Linked DNA regions of Homo sapiens: region 1 is linked to region 2. A link is a loop called in an ENCODE intact Hi-C map of the cell type or tissue named here. Cell type or tissue: A673. All regions are shown on one strand. Each heading gives the region's core, and the rest is flanking DNA. Links, peaks and the distances in the headings are about the cores only. Region 1 overlaps PRKD1 (protein kinase D1). Region 2 has its middle 78 kb from the start of PRKD1.

Region 1 (8,349 bases), core at 319-8,318, 300 kb after region 2:
AGTAGAAAAGAGAAAAAGAAATAGATCAGGAAGAGCAATGCAGTATTATGATAAAATATATAGACTATTTGTACCATTTATGAATGGCTTTGTTTCCCTGTTTTATCTCATATTTTCCCAAAATACATGGTGTAAGTTTTGGTGGCTTACAGAAACATACAAAATATAATGAAATGTCAGTAACTGACAATGGATGTTGTCTAAGTTAGAAAAGACAACATTCAGTTAAGTATATAAATTCTAGAATATCCATTTAAAAACAGTCATATAACTTTATTGTTATACTTCATAAGCTGCCTTGAATCATATAAAAACCTGCTCTTGAAGGCCAGATCTTTCTTTGGTAGATTCCTTGATGTTTATTCACAAACGAATCATCTAGATTTTGGGTAAATGTACCTAGTAGCATTCTGAATGCAGGTTTAAAAATGTGTTAATCAGGATTGGTCAATGAAGGTCAATATTGATCAAGATTGTTTTATGGTTTTATGTGGATAGATGCTCTTTTTTACTAAGAGGTCATATTGGAATGCCCTTTGATTTCTTCCTATGCAGTGATGAAAAATCATAACAAATACTTTATTTCCATATTCAGTTCTCTCTTTCTCTGTATACACACAGACACACACGACAAAAGATCCTAGAGGAGAAAAGGAAGGAAAGGCAGAATACTTCATACCCTCAAGATCAGTGATCATTAAAAGTCACTGAAGGCTGCCTGCATTAACAAAGCCAACTGGAGAATGGCTACTAAATGGCTAGCTGAAGACTTCATGGACATTAATTATTTTTGTTGGAGGTAAAAGATTGGGCTTCATTTGAAAAGCTGCCAGATATTCCTTTTGTTCCATGATTGGTGGCGCATAGCACTTCAGTTCAATAACTCAGCCATGCCACCATCTGCCCAGCACTCTCATTCTGTTGGTTGGCATGTCATTTATTTGCTTTTAACATGCAACCCATATAAAAATCCCTCATAATCTGCCAAAATTAGAAATGCAGCTGTTTTAAGTCTTAAACAGCAATAGCACTATTCATTATGCCAGTATGGAGGAATAAAATAGAAAAATGTATTTGGAAAGAGCAATGCTACACCAGAATGTATTTGTACCTTCACTTTTTTAACATTCAAGACATCTATAGTCTGCTACCAGTGCTGACTTCAGGCTTAAAGTTGACACATAAATATACCAGATAGCTTCTTTAGTACATACATTTTAATACAAGAATTGGGATTTGAATCAGCTCTGAATTATTTTTCATGTTATAAAGCAATTTCAGCCTTTCAGTTTCTAGAAAATGAAAAATTTCTGGCTAACCCTGGGTCTCATCTTATTCTATTTTTATTTTCCTCAGAAGTTTCTTGAGGTTCTGATCATTATAACTTGTTAATCCAGAGAAAAACTGATCATGTAGAGCTGTGTGGAGAATTCTCAATGAGGCAAGCAGTTAGTTAGTCCCCTATTTAGGGGAAAAAATGATGAAGAGAGAAAAAAAAGAATTTTCTCCCACATACTAATCTTGTGGTGCTGAAAAATGAAATCCAAAAACTACCTTTTGTTTCACTGTGCTCTCTGCAATCACATTATTTGGGAGTGATGGGTGTTAGGAAACAATAAAGATCTGGTATTACTTTCCAAAGACACCTTTCTTCACAGTGAGTAGACATACTTGTTCTGAAACGAAAGTTGGATAGTTTGCAATTGCTTTGCTTAATCCTATTCAATATTCCTATAAGTTTAAATGTCTAAGTTGAATTCATTTGTCTATTTGTTAATGGTGATCCCACATGAGATCTTCCATCATGTGAATTTCACAGACTTAAAAACATAATTTATATTTGTGAGAACTGACCAGTAAACAATTATTTGCTTTCTGTGAAGTCAGGGCATGAAAAGTAATAAAAGTAATGGTTGAGCATGACACAAACTTACTAAAATAGATTTACTTGATAGGCCTTTATTTACTGTACGTCTCCATCAAGATTAACAGTACTAAAGAACAAGGACTGTAAGCTGTGGTTCTTAAAAGATCCATATGACAGTTAGGTCAGTACCAGATATAAGGTAGTCATTCTGAAAAGACTTGTTCATGATTGATACGTTTTGCTTGGCGATTTAAGATTTCATAATTGGATCTCAATTTTTAAAAATTTAAATTTGGTTTTAAGCAGTTAATATATTTGGAAAATCCCAAAGTTAAAATTATGTGAATCTCCCCGTTTCATATTACATGTAGTGGTTTCTAACCACCAATGAAGGAAAAGAAACCCCACAACATTATTCCACTGTCTTATTTACTTCTGTATTTGCATTGTATATTGTGTTGGATCTAGTTTATAGCTGTGTGATTGTCAATTGCTGTCTTAACTACCAAATAATGCAGTGTAGTTTAAGTCCATGTATTCTTAGGTTTCTAAAGTTAAAATATTATTCCCTTCCTTTACACTAATTAGCATAGTCCTGGCCTCTCTTACTCTTTAGAATACATTGGACTTTCTAACATGTTATAACATTGTTATAAAATTTTAATGAAAAATATTTAATTATATAGCCTCAATATACCACCTTTTCCACCTAGGACAAATGTGTAATGTTTATCTGTTGAGTCAAATAGATTCATCTATTTTGTCCTTCAAGGTCAACAGCAGTCTTGGGCTTATCTCATGTATAAATCTCTACTCTGGTTGGTTCTTTGCTTTTAAAAACTTTTAGTGCTGAGCAGAGGTCTTGGTTTGCCATCTCTAATGACTGAAATCTATTCTTGGTCTCCTGGAGTACTTAACATGCAGAACGAGGGAGACAAGCACAAATGCATCTTTCTAGTTTTGAAATCAGATTGTCTTTCATAGATGATAAAACCCTAGCAAGGGTTTCAGTAATCAACCTAATATATATTTTTTTAACAAACTTGTATTTTGGAATAATTTTAGATTTACAGAAAAGTAGCAAAATATACACAGTTTGTCTCACCCAGATTTATTTTCCCCTAATATTATCATCTTACATTGTCATGGTACATTTGTCAAAACTAAGAAATTAACATTGGTATATGATTTGAACTTACCAATCTTTTTCATTAATGTCCTGTTTCTGCTCGGGACTCAATCTCTAGCACATTACATTTTGTTGTTATATTTTCAAAGTCTCCTCTGCTCTGTTGGGGGTCTGGTCTGTGACGGTTTCTCAGACTTTCCTCGTTTTTCATGGACTTAACCATCTTGAGTAATACAGGCCAGGTATCCTGTAGAATGGTCACCAATCTGGGTTTATTGGACGTCTTTCTCATAATTAAACTAGGGTTACAGATTCTGGGGAAGAATACCATAGAAGTGAAGTAGCTTTCTTATCACGTCACATAGGGGTACATGATATCCACATGACATCACTGATAATGTTAACCTTTATCACTTGGTTAAAGTCGTGTTTGTCAGGTTTCTCCACTGTACAGTTTCTATTTTCTTCCTTTGCCCAACTCTGTCACTAAATCTGTCTCACCCTCAATGCAGGGAAGAAAAGCTCCACCCTCTGGAGAGTGGAGTGTCTGCATATATTAAATGGAATTCTTCCATCAGGAAGATTTGTCTCTTCTCCATTTACTTATTCAAAACCCAATTTTAGGTCTTTATTATTTTTTACTACATTTGATAACATGAATTCTAGTGCTTCTTGCCATAGTTCTGTTTTTTAATTCAACTTTCCTTCTTAAACATATAAAAAGAATAAACACACACTGTGTGAAGAAGTAATTGAACACTAGTGAATATCAGTATAACCAACTGGGATTGCTAATTTTGTGTCAACTTGACTGGGCCATGGAGTTTGGTTAAAGGTTATTCCCGGTGTGTCTGTGAGGGTGTTTCTGAATGAGATTAATATTTATATTGGTTGAATGAGATTAATATTTATATTGGTAGATGGAATAAAGTAGATTGCCCTCCTTGATGTGTGTGGGCATCATCCCATAAATTGAAGGCCTGAATAGAATAAAAAGAATGACTAGGGAAATTTTGCTCTCTCTCCCTGTTTCCAAGCTGTTGCATCAGCCTTCTCCTGCTTTAGAACTCAGAGTTGGACTGGAGCTATACCATTGGCTCTCCTGGGTCACCAGCTTACCAACTGCAGATCTTGGGGTTTCTCAGCCTCTATGATTATTTGAGCCAATTTCTTGTAATAAATCTTTTTATGTATCTGCATCTGTATCTATCTATTTCTCTTATTGGTTCTCTTTCTCTGGAGAATCCTAATATAACAACCGTCCCCCTGAACAATGAGAGCAATGCTATAATCCTGAAAAACCTTTGTGTGCCCCTTCCCTGACTCTGTGCCTTCTCGCTGTCTTGAAATTTGTGTTAATCATCTCCTCGGATTTATTTTTTATATGGTGGGATTTAAAAGCTTATAAATTGGAATTCTGGTATGATTAAGTAGGTATGGTTCTTAATGCAACAAAAACTGTAAAATAATTCTTCTATATTTTTCTATTTTTCCCTTTTACTTAAGGAAATAAATTGTATGTCTTTTAAAATTCTTTACTAGTAACAATAATGAAACATACTCTGTTTACTGAGTAAGCTAACTTTATGGGACAACTTTATTCCATAACTAATCTGCTTCTGAAACAGGTGCTAATCAATAGATATAGGAAGCTCTTCTCTTTAGATCTGAATTTGCCATCAACAAAGGGAATTTGCTTAATAACAATTTCCAAGCATGCAGTACATATTGAAGAAACTTGGCACATTAATGCTATAGTAAAAGTTAATAAAGTACACCAAAATATATCTTATAATAAATATAAAAAATTTTGCTATCTTGGGAGTGGTTGTAGCTTTATTTTTATTTAAAGACCTAAAGTTTTGTTTGTTTGTTTTTGAGACAGGGACTTGCTCTGTCACCCAGGTTGGAGTGCAGTGGTGTGAACATTGCTCACTGTAGCCTCTACCTCCTGGTCTCAAGTGATCCTGCCACCTCAGCACCCTCCCCACTTCCGTAGCTGGGACTACTGGCATGCGAGCCACCATGCCCGGCTAATTTTTGTATTTTTTGTAGAGAGGAGGTTTTGCCATGTTGCCCAGACTGGTCTCGAACTCCTGAGCTGAAAGGATCCACCTGCTTCCAAAGTGCAGGGATTACAGGCGTGAGCCAGTGCGCCCAGCCTAAAGATTTTTTTTCTTAAATAAATATTCTAACTTGTGAGGATGCTTGATCCCTTTACCTCACTGAGACTAATTAGTAAGAACGAAATATCTAGACAAACCTTTTATTTAACGTCATGGCCACCAATACATTTTGAAATTAATTTTTCAAAAAATTCAGATGCTTATGCACTTAATACCTATTCAGTCACTAAAATGAAGACTTGTAGATTCAAATTCTAATAATAGTTTCAATTGTCTGTTTCATTATTGGCTCCTCTGAAGATATGTAAAATTATCCTAATGCCACTTTTTAATGTCATCCTTTAAATAGTCAATGCCCTAAAGTCTTATCATTTCTAGGCTGTGCTTTCTTAGTTCCTTCAACTCCCCATTGCCTCATTTGGGGACTTGATTTGGACATCTTGTTAAATTGTCCTTCCTAATGTCATCTTATCTGCTTGATGGGGACATCATTATGTGTTAATTCCTTAGGTAGGAATGATAAACACACTAGAATGACTAACAGCATTTATTAAGCAGCATTTGTGTTTTAGATAAAAGGTGAGCCTCCAAATGTAAGGTTGACAAAATTACCTTTGATGGTCAAGGAGCTGCTGTTAGAAGAGATGGGCAGTTAATGAAGATTGATATGTCATTAGCCAGATATTTTTGAGAGGTCTTGGAAGGGTCAGTAATCTATTAGCCTGAAAGATGTATCCCAGGGGCCATCTTATGATGATGAATAAAGAATGAGTCCAGGATGGAACATCAACATTCATGAAGCCGACAGACACAATCTAGAGTCAGGAGTCAGTGAAAAGTTACTAATATCATGAAGTAATCCAGTAGTGAGTTTCATATACAAACAGGGAGTTGAGCTCCAGAAACACAAAAAGTGCCTGAATTGGAGGTTCTGCCCTAGTTTGGAGGTGGAAATGGTTAGCAGTTCTTTGGTTGCATCAGGGAAGAAACTGATAGGAGAGGTGAGTGATACTGGACTTACAGATATATATCATAAATTATCTATTTGGCTATTATTTATGTTTCTTCCCCACTCGAATATAATTTCCACAAAGGCAGGTACATTATCTTTCTACTTTATTGCTATATGCTATATTCTCAGTGCCTACAGCAGAGCCTGACAATAAGCACAATACATATAAATTAAATGGACAATTGAAGGAATCTAATGTATCCCAAACTTCTGTTGATATTACCTTCTATTAAATAACTACATCCCTTACTATCTGCTAGTTCAAGTACCATATTCTCCCACCTTTCTCACTGGAATAGTTTCCTTGTTGGTTTCCTTGCCTCCAGTTTTGTTCCCTCTCATTTCATTCTTTTCTATTGTGTAATCCTAGTAACTTCTAAAGCCTGGATTGGATAACAATATTTCTCTATATAAAACCCTTCAATAGCATAAGGCTAAATCCTCCTACATTATTTATGAAATTGTTTGTGATTTGACTTCTACTTAATTCTTCAGCAATATGGCTTCCTGTTCTACTCCCTACTCTACCCGATTCTAGTATATGGGCATATGGAACTGCTCCCATTTTTTTTAATACATTAGAAGAAATGCCTTGCCTTGCTTCCAGTTCCCTTTTACACCTGCTAGTCCTTCAACCTGTACTATTTGTATGCATTTTCATCCTCATTTGATTTGCCTGGCTAATTTCAATTCATCTTTCATGACTCAGCACATATATCCTTCCCTAAGAATCTCACCTGAAATACCACATTTGGGTGAGGCAACTTTTTCTACCAGGTGTTCCCTTCAGTAACATATCTCACTTTGTTTATAATTACACTTTTGCTGGTTTTAAAGTAGAAGATACTCTGTGAAAGAAGGGACCATGATTACCTAATTTGTAAGTGTAACAATAATATCATAGGATTTTTGGTAAAGATTATATGAGATACTAAAGCCACTTACATGTTTTAACATTTTTTCTTCTTGTTGTTATTATTATCCCTGGTGCCTTGTGCAACATCTGGCAATGAGTGTTGCTAAATAATTATTTTTGAATATATTAAACTTTCACGCTGATTGTTGTCATGGGCACTTAAGTCAGATTTGAATTTAAATTTGATATGGATGATAATCAGTTTAGAACATTATCATTATTACTTGTCACTGCAAAGACAACATTGTTTTAATGGATGTTAGTGTGGGTTTTTAAAACTCATAATTTTAACAGCATCTAACAAGATTTCCTGGAAAACACTCATCAGTGAACAAGAATAACGCATATGGATTGAATTTCCATTGAAATTCAAAGACTTAAAAAGAAATGGGGAAACCAATTTTATAAAATGGGCAAAGAATTTGAATAGACATTTATCCAAAGAAGATACACATATGACCAGTAAGCACATGAAAAGGTGCTCAGCATCATTCGTCATTAGGAAAATGCAAGTCAAAACTACAGTGAGATACTATTTAACATCCAGTAGGATGGCTATAATCAAGTAGACAGACAGTAACAATTTTGACAAGGATGTGGAAAGATTGGAACCCTCATAAATTGTTGATGGAATGTAAAATGGTGCAGCTGCTTTGGAAAACAGTTTGGCAGTTCCTCAAGAAGTTCCCAGCAATTCTACTTCTTGGTTTATACCCCAAAGAATTGAAAACATATGTTCATACAAAAGTTTATACACAAATATTCATAGTAGCATTATTAATTATAGCCAAAAGTAGAAAAAACAGATGTTCATCAACTAAGGGGTGGTTAAAGAAAATGTGGTATACCCATTCAGTAGAATATTATTTAGCTATAAAAATGAAGTAAAGATACTTGTTACATCATGGATGAACCTGCAAAACATTATGACAAAATGAAGAAGCCAGTCAGTTTATATGTTATATGGCATTTATATGAAATGTCTGGAATCAGTACAACCATACAAACAGAAAGTAGATTAGTGGTTGCCATAGGCTTGAGGGAGGGAAGAATGTGTCGTGACTACTAATAGTGACAGGGTTTCATTTTGCAGTGATGAAATATTTTGGAATCAGATAGCAGCGATGGTTCAGGAACCTTATGAATATTTTTAAAACCACTGAGCTATATACTTTAAATGGGTTAATTGTATAGGATGTGAATTATATCTCAATAAAGACAAAAAAAAAAACAGAATCTGGCTTTTCTGTTCATCGAGAGGATAAAGGTTTGATAAAAGGAGGGTTAGGTTGGTGCAAA
Region 2 (8,349 bases), core at 279-8,278:
GTTCAGGAAAACAGAAACCATGCCAATTATTTCACACAAAATTCATTTACTTCAGGAAATTTAGTACAAAACTCTTGAAATAGCAGGAGGAGAAATAATGAGAGAGTTTTCTACAGGAACAAAAATGAAGAGATGATACAAAAAGATGAGGAAGGCGCTAATATTCCTGGGATCAAATCCACAGATCTAAAACTGCTGTTGCACTCTTGGGCATACTACCACTGCTATAACATAAATTTAAAATTAATACCCCAACATTGCTCATATAAAATAATAGATAAAAGGATAAGGAATTTTTTTATTAATACATAGAATTTATTAAAACAAGCAAGGAGTAACATATGTTTAGATGCACAGTGCTTTTTTCTGCAATTGGCCATTAGACCATAGATGATATTTACAACTTCCGTCTTCTACTACCAGTTCTATGTTCTCTTTGTCCTAACCTAGCATTTCAGTTGGTTGGAGTTTTTTTTAATCTGCATGGGTGACCCAAACTTTCATTCCTAGAAACCCGAGTTTTTAGTGGTCTGGGTACTAGTATTTCTTTCTTTCTTTTATTCTATTCTCTACTTACCATGTTTTTCTATGCCTCATTCTCTTTTTCCTCTTCTCCTCCCATTTTTATTGATTGAGGTTTTCTTATTCCCCATCCCCTCTCTACTTGCATGGATATTGTATATTCTTTTTCTATTCTTTAAGGAGCTATTTTAATTTTTTTAACATGCCTGCTTGACATAATAATGTCTAAATAAAATACTTTACCAGACTCTCCCCAAATAAAATGCTTTAGAACTATTAATACCAATTACTATCACTCCAATTTGCATGTTATTTTCATTGAGTATTTAAGTCTCCACGTTTCCCCCTTCCCAAATTAATTATCATTACCATTGTTGATTCATGCAGTCAATGCTTTATCTAGTATTTATCAATTTATTTGCTCACCTTTCCTTCATCTCAGTTTTTCTTTACTGAATCAATGTCCTTCTTGATGAAGAGTATTAATTAAAAATTCCTTCAGTGTGGATCTATTGATAGTAAATGCAACCCATTTATATTTGTGAAAAGGTCTTTTTAAAATTCCATTCCTCAATGATATTAAATCAGCACAAAATATTCATTTTATGAGAATTTAATTTTTTCTCAGCTCACTAAGGAGGATAACTCACTGTCTTCCCTTTTTAAATTATTGCTACTGAGAAATCAGGCATGTTTTTAATTGTTGATGGTAGTCTGTCTCTTGTCTTGCTTTAAAAAGTATTTATTTGACTTTGATGCTGTAGAGGCAACTTGGGAATTATGGGACTTCTTGAATCTGAGGACTGGAGTATTTTATCACTTCTGGAAAATAGTCAGCCATTTTAATAAATAGATTCTCATTCTCATTTTCCTCTGAAACTTCTTTATAATTTATGTAGGACTTTCTCATTTTACCTCTATGTCTCTTATTCTTTCATATTTTTTCATCTCTTGACCTCTGTATATTTCTGTGAACTTTCTTCAGTTTGCAAATTTAACTTTCTGTTCACTAATTCTTTCTTCATCCATATCGTTTTTAAATTTCAGTGACCAGATTTTTTATTTCTTTTTTTTTTTTTTTTTTTTTTTTTTTGAGACGGAGTCTCGCTCTGTCGCCCAGGCCGGACTGCGGACTGCAGTGGCGCAATCTCGGCTCACTGCAAGCTCCACTTCCCGGGTTCACGCCATTCTCCTGCCTCAGCCTCCCGAGTAGCTGGGACTACAGGTGCCCGCCACCGCGCCCGGCTAATTTTTTGTATTTTTAGTAGAGACGGGGTTTCACCTTGTTAGCCAGGATGGTCTCGATCTCCTGACCTCATGATCCACCCGCCTCGGCCTCCCAAAGTGCTGGGATTACACGCGTGAGCCACCGCGCCCGGCCCAGATTTTTTATTTCTACAAGTACGTTTTATGCCTTTCTTTTTTTTTCAAATTTGCCTGGTCCAATTTTTTTCACTAGCAATCATGTTTTATTATGTTCAATATAAATTAGAGGGAATAACACAGTTAATTAGGATTAAATATAAAGAAAATGAACATCCTTAAAGCAAACACACAAGTGCCTTTTAAATTCTTTTAAACAACAATGGGGTCGGGCACAGTGGCTCACGCCTGTAATCCCAGCCCTTTGGGAGGCCAAGGCAAGCTGATCACTTGAGGTCAGCAGTTCAAGGCCAGCCTGGGCAACATGGTGAAACCCCATCTCTGCTAAAAATACAACAATCAGGCTCGCACCTGTAATCCCAGCTACTCGAGAGGCTGAGGTGGGAGAATCACTTGGACCCAGGGGGCAGAGGTTGCTGTGAGCCCAGATCACGCCACTGCACTCCAGCCTGGGCAACACAGCAAGACTCTGTCTCAAAAAAAAACAATGGCCAACAACAATGGACTTACCCTCTAGGATGCTTTTATATCTAGCTTTTTGAAAATAATAAATTTTGAAGATCTTTACATATCAGCATATATAGGTCTAGTTTTTCTAAATTGCTGCAAAGTATTCTGTGTATTTTGATAGCATTAATTTCTTAGACTTTTGATTTTTTCCTCTATTTATTTTAATCAGTTTAAACATGTTGTGATGTGTTTTGATTTTTAATTATCTGAAGCTCCCAGGGTCTAATTTGCTCTTTCTGTGATTGCAAAGTGTTGATGTAGCCTTTTCTTTCCTATCTAGATCCCAGGTCAACTCAACAAGGTCATTTCACTTTGCTAGTAGACAGATTTCTCCCTATCTACCCTTTCCTGTAGGGCAGAGCCCTTTATCTGTCCTGGCTTTATGAATGTGTCTGTGAAGTGAGAGTTTGCCAGTCCAACTCCCCAACTCAAGCAGTTCCAAGGCCTTGTCTTTCGATCCATCATGTTCATTCAACTCCCTTCAATAGCAAGACTGACTAATACTCCTCCCAACTCCCAACTCAAGCTGACAAAGTGTCAGCATCCATTTACTAATCTGTCTTTCCATTTTCTCCTTGCTTTTAGCCCCAGGGGATTTTACATACTTCTTTGTGAGTTTGGCTATGCGTTTTAAACAATGCTCATTATGTTTTTATCCCATACTTACAGGTGTTTACAGTAGGATTTTCAGGGTCTTCAATCTGTCATATTGCTAGACATAGACTTTCTACTGTGTCATCACTTAGCCTTAGAAATATCTGGCTGCCACTTGTCTTTCTAACTTTCTCTCTAATCCCAGACACCTTTGCCTTTATGTGTTCTCTCCAGTATGCTTAAGTAAAGGGAGGCCTAATTTAAGTCTGAGACCCTGACGCGGAGAATGATCTCCTTGTTTGAATTTCAAAGAATGCCAAGGACACCTCTGGCAAATGTCTTCATACTTCCTCCCCTACTTTCCCTTCTCTCACATGACAATTGCTCAAGGGCATGCCTATTTTAATTTCAAGTCCGATATATATTTTATAATTACATTCAAGGCAATCATCAGTTTACTAATCTTTCAATTTTCTACAAGGTAGTAGATATAGCAAGTGACTAGAGTAAAACAACCTGGATTATAGTTTAAGCTCTGCCACTAAATTGCATGACCTTGAGTTAAATTATTCTACCTCTTAGTGCCACTATTAATCTTTATCCATATGAAACCCTCACACTGTAAATGAGTATGATCATGTCATTCTAGAGCTTACTTCTAAGAATTTATTCTAGTTACCAGAAAGTACAGAATGATTAAAAGCTAAAAGATTTTATGTTTTTAAGTTTATCTAATCATAATTTTTAAAGTCATTCATAAAAGATGAATTAAGTAACCCTTAGTATTTGTTTTCTTTTTTGTTTGTTTGTTTTCTTTAACTCAGGAAAAAAAAAGAGCCATTAGATAGATTTAAATTATTTAGGATAAGAAAATGTACCGACATTATTTGAATAGGAAAAGTCTAGGAAACTGGAATTGTAGGTGTCTAGGTTATATGAACATCTGGAGTTAACTATTCTAACCCAGAGCATAGTTGAAAGAATTAAATATAGTCACAAAGCATGTATTTCAAGAACTAACTATGGTGTTTCATTCTTTGCAGTACTTCAACATTTCAGCTAGTCTCCGCTTATGCTGTCTTCTCCTGCATGTACACTTACCCTTATTCTCACAATCCAGATGAGCCCGGAAATATTAAACAGAAGTTACTAGAGAAGATCTCAGAAGCCTGGCTACCCTAGATGCTAAGAGCTACTTGCAATAGTTATAATTTATGCACGTATTTTTCCAGGGCTACAGCGCTGTCTTTAGTAAGAATGCTGGGAAGGACATTTGTTAGTCTCTGCTCCTGGCCTTCTAGTAACCATAACATTTCAAAAGTGAACCACTCTTTATACTTCGCCTACTGAAATTTAAATGGATCCATTTTGTACTTTAACCAGTGATTAATGAGATAATTTTATCTTTAATTTTCTTTAGCAGCAATAAAGGACCTCACAGCCTGTGATACAATTTCCTCAATAGCACTGATAGCATTTTCTAGACTCTCTGGAGGCCTTAAGTTGCTAGTAGGGAAATGTACCTCCCATAGACTTCCAGTAGATGGCAGGTACAGCACTTCAAACCTCTCATAACATGAAAATACCCGACATTTCAACACATAAAAATACTGTTACCGTGTTTTAAATCTCAAGTGCCGTGGAAAAGAGTGACTAAAACTTTTGTTTACAGATCTAGTATCATATTACCATATAAGTATCTTCTTATTTTTGCCTTCTACTAAAAATACAAATGCAACAAATGAAAATATATCTTTATCAGGGAATGCCTGCAATTCCAGATTGCAAATTAAGCATTTAAATGTTGAATAATATAATCACCATGTTATAGATGTTAATTAAAGTGCTTAGTGAACAAAGATACATTTAGCAATTTTTAAATATAAATTTTTGAAGATGAGAAACTATTGTTTTATAGCAATTATTGTTTAATAGGCTTCCGTTTACATTTTATTTATTCTTTTTTTACAGATTCATAGATGGTGGGAGTACAAATGTAGATAGATATATACATACAAGCATAAATTTCTTAATCTGTTTCTTTGTTTTCTTTGAATAATTAATCCCATAGTGTTTCCTACAATTTACTATAGAAATACATTTCTACAGTGGATTTGGAAAGAAATGCCTCTGTGTGATCTATGGTAAGAAACAAAGAGGAATGTATAGGCAGGCCTCTTATAAATAGGAAATAAGCTCTTAGCCCATACATCAACTGAATAGCAAGACAGATGTTTGTTCTGAGATGAATGACTGTAAAAGCTGCAAAATATTCCATTACACATTCTTGTACATGCTTTCATTAAAAATATGTTCAAGTGAAACACATCTAAAATATCTAGACCTTTCAGCAATATTTTATTAACTCAGTAAAATCCTTTCAAAGGATTTAAAAATAGTTTTAGTTTCAACATATATTTTGACTGTCTTGTAAATCTGTCATATCTGTGTTATGCAGAAGTTGTTCACTGTGACTGGTATGACTGAGACTCAGCCAAAGTTATATCTACGTTACTTAAGATTATTTACTTGGTTTTCCCAATTTTAATACTACATATTTTAATTATTTTATTTATCTTCCCCCTTAAATCGTGAGCAGAGTTTTCTTATTAAGTTGTTTTATTCATTACTGAATCCACAGGGTTTACAATAATGCCTGGCACTTAGTGGGTACTCAGGAAATAAGTGTTAGGTGAATGAATGAATTTATTTGTAAGATGGAGCCTCAGGATAAAAGAAAATAACAAACAGTAGTCACTCAATAGATGTTTCCAGTTCCCTTTTTCTCTCTCTTCTGTCAACTGTAGCACACTAGAAACCTTGGGGTCATCCTTGACTCTTTTACTTTCCTTCATCACACCAGATTAGATCATCATTTTCAAATCTTGGCCCCTCACAGTGCGATCCACAGACTAGCAGCATAGGTATTAGCTAGGAGATGGTTAGAAATTCAGATTTTCAGGCCTCAGTCTGGAACTACTGAATAAAAGTTTGCATTTTGAGAAGATCCCCAGGTGACTCTTGCATACAGTAATTTTGAGAAGCACTGATTCAAGTTACTATGTTTTTCCTTCCACATGTCCTATTTTTCACCTCACTCTAATAACTGTAAGAAATAAACTATCTTCCAAATTAGTACACTTGCCTCTAAACTATACAACATACCACAGCGAGATTCAACTTTTTAAACACAGATTTGGTCACTTTACACTACTACTCAAGTGTCTGCAACTCCTCTTTTACTTGATTACAGAAAGTGCAAATAATCCCTCATTTTGGAATTCAAGCCTCTCCGTCATCTGACTCCACCCTCCCAACCCAATCTCATCTTTCATCTCAAATTTCATCTTTAGTTATAGTCTTGCAAATACTACTGTCATTCTTGGCTACTTTATCTCTTAATCTAGAACACACTTCACTTTTTATTTAACTAAATGCTACTCATCATTCAAGGTTTAACATAAAAGATTATTCCTCCAATCTCTTCCTTCACTGCTAGAGCCCACACAGATTTCTCCATTTTCTACTGCACATAATTATGTCCCAAAATACTCATTATGGAATATGCTGCATTGTTGTGCAGAGTTTTGTCATAAACATAAGCCTTGTTTTCCCAATAAGATTTTAAGTTAATCCAAAGCAAAATTTTATCTTTTTATCTCTTTGGTATCTCTCGTAAGTCGTTCAGAAATTTAAGTAAATTCTTAGGTTGCATGTTGAACTAATCTACTGTGGACTCTCTGGGTTGCCAGTAACAACAACAACAAAAAAAAAAGCCAGCTAGCTTAAGCATAAAGCACTGTTTCAAGAATCAAAGGTCAGAAGTGCAGTATGGCCTTGAGAGGTACCAGAACTAGAGCACGGGATGCTGTCCAGAATTATTTCTCACTCAGACCCCTTTTCTTTTCACCTCGTTTTCTATTAGCTTGCTGCAAATGTGAGTGCAGTTCTTGCCATTAAAAGTAATGCAAAAACTGCACTTACGCTTACACCAACCTGATAATTTCCACACATTCGCTTTACTCTCATTTCTGTGTAATAGCTGTCTCTACATCTCTGCTCCATGTAAAGGAAGATCATGCCCACCAGAGGCTTTGAGCCTACATATTTTAAGAATAGTTGGCCAGGCACGGTGGCTCACGCCTGTAATCCTAGCACTTTGGGAGGTCGAGGTGGGTGGATCTTTTGAGCCCAGGAGTTCGAGACCATCCTGGGGAACATGGTGAAACCTCATCTCTACTAAAAATGCAAAAATTAGCTGGGCATGGTGGTGCATGCCTATGGTCCCAGCTACTCAGGAAGCGGAAGTGAGAGGACTACTTGAGCCCAGTCGGTCGAGGCTGCAGTGAGCTGAGAGTGCGCCGCTGCACTCCAACTTGGGCAACAAAGCGAGACCCTGTCTCAAAAAAAAGAAAAAAAAAATTAGTCTCTCAAAGAAATTGAGTCAGGTTCTCCTCACCCTGGTTCCAAACTCCTGATTAGACCCACCCAGTCAACCACTGACAGAGAAGGAAATGATCTCTGCCATGGCCTCATTGTTTCTGTGATGAACGATTAATAGTGGGGAAAGGGGAGTCATATGTTAGGAAGTTATTTCCAAGTAAGTACATTATAGCCAGCTAAAATAGAATCTTAGCCCATGTCTATTTAGGTAAGCAGGGAAGAAATCTTCCCCCACCCCATCACCGCCCCCCAAGCAAGTACAGAAAGTATAATTAATCCAACAGTTTAGCTGCCTCTTTTCTTAAACCTTCAATTGTTGCTTTGTTTAGCCGCCTGATAGGTAAGATAGATGTTTCACTCTCCGGTTGATCATGGTCATAACAAAAGAGAGTTCTGGGAGTCATTTTGTCACTCAGCTTTCATCCAGGAAAGGCTGCATTTTTCAAAAAGCTTTCTAGGAATACAACTCTTCAGCTCCAGGTAAGACTCTATCATACAATTCCAGTAACCCTGAATCATATACTTCTGCTACTTAGAAAAACAAAGTTGGCAGAAATAGTTCTGTTGACAAAAATGCTGTAGGAGGATTTTATATTGATTAGGACTTTGAAATAGGTGAACTCCATTGTTTCTGACTCTGTTAACATACACACAATCATACAGAGAGACTGAGATCTCAGTCTCTGAGAAACTGAAGAAAACAGTTTCTGGAAACTGAAAGAAACAAGAGGTTAACCCTAAAATGCAGAGTTCCCCATTAATCCAAAAATATAATTATTATTTGAAACTGTGGTCAAACTAATTGATAAAGTATATTTAAAACCAAACATAAAGAAACCTGAAACAACAGGCACAATGTTGTTTGTATCAATATTTGGACACCAAACATCACTTAGG

Evidence for each region. Hi-C counts contacts between places; a loop is a spot of excess contacts. Peaks named below come from ENCODE experiments on the same cell type or tissue, not always from the same donor. Only the 100,000 strongest peaks of a DNase experiment are listed, where the experiment ranks them.
Region 1: a loop joins it to region 2, with 7 times the contacts of the local background. A loop is called at or near these places in 21 of 110 quality-filtered maps.

The regions. Positions count from the first base shown.
Region 1 is chr14:29,705,388-29,713,736 of GRCh38, reverse strand. All of the region lies in intron 2 of PRKD1 (protein kinase D1), which reads left to right. Among named protein-coding and RNA genes, the nearest start is that of PRKD1, 220 kb to the left of the region's middle. In A673, for the core only: a CTCF peak has its summit at 3,522; a DNase peak (open chromatin) is centred at 3,516; H3K27ac peaks cover 1,500 bases.
Region 2 is chr14:30,001,519-30,009,867 of GRCh38, reverse strand. No RefSeq gene overlaps it. Among named protein-coding and RNA genes, the nearest start is that of PRKD1, 78 kb to the right of the region's middle. In A673, for the core only: a CTCF peak has its summit at 4,544 (motif pointing right); a DNase peak (open chromatin) is centred at 4,557; H3K4me3 peaks cover 945 bases.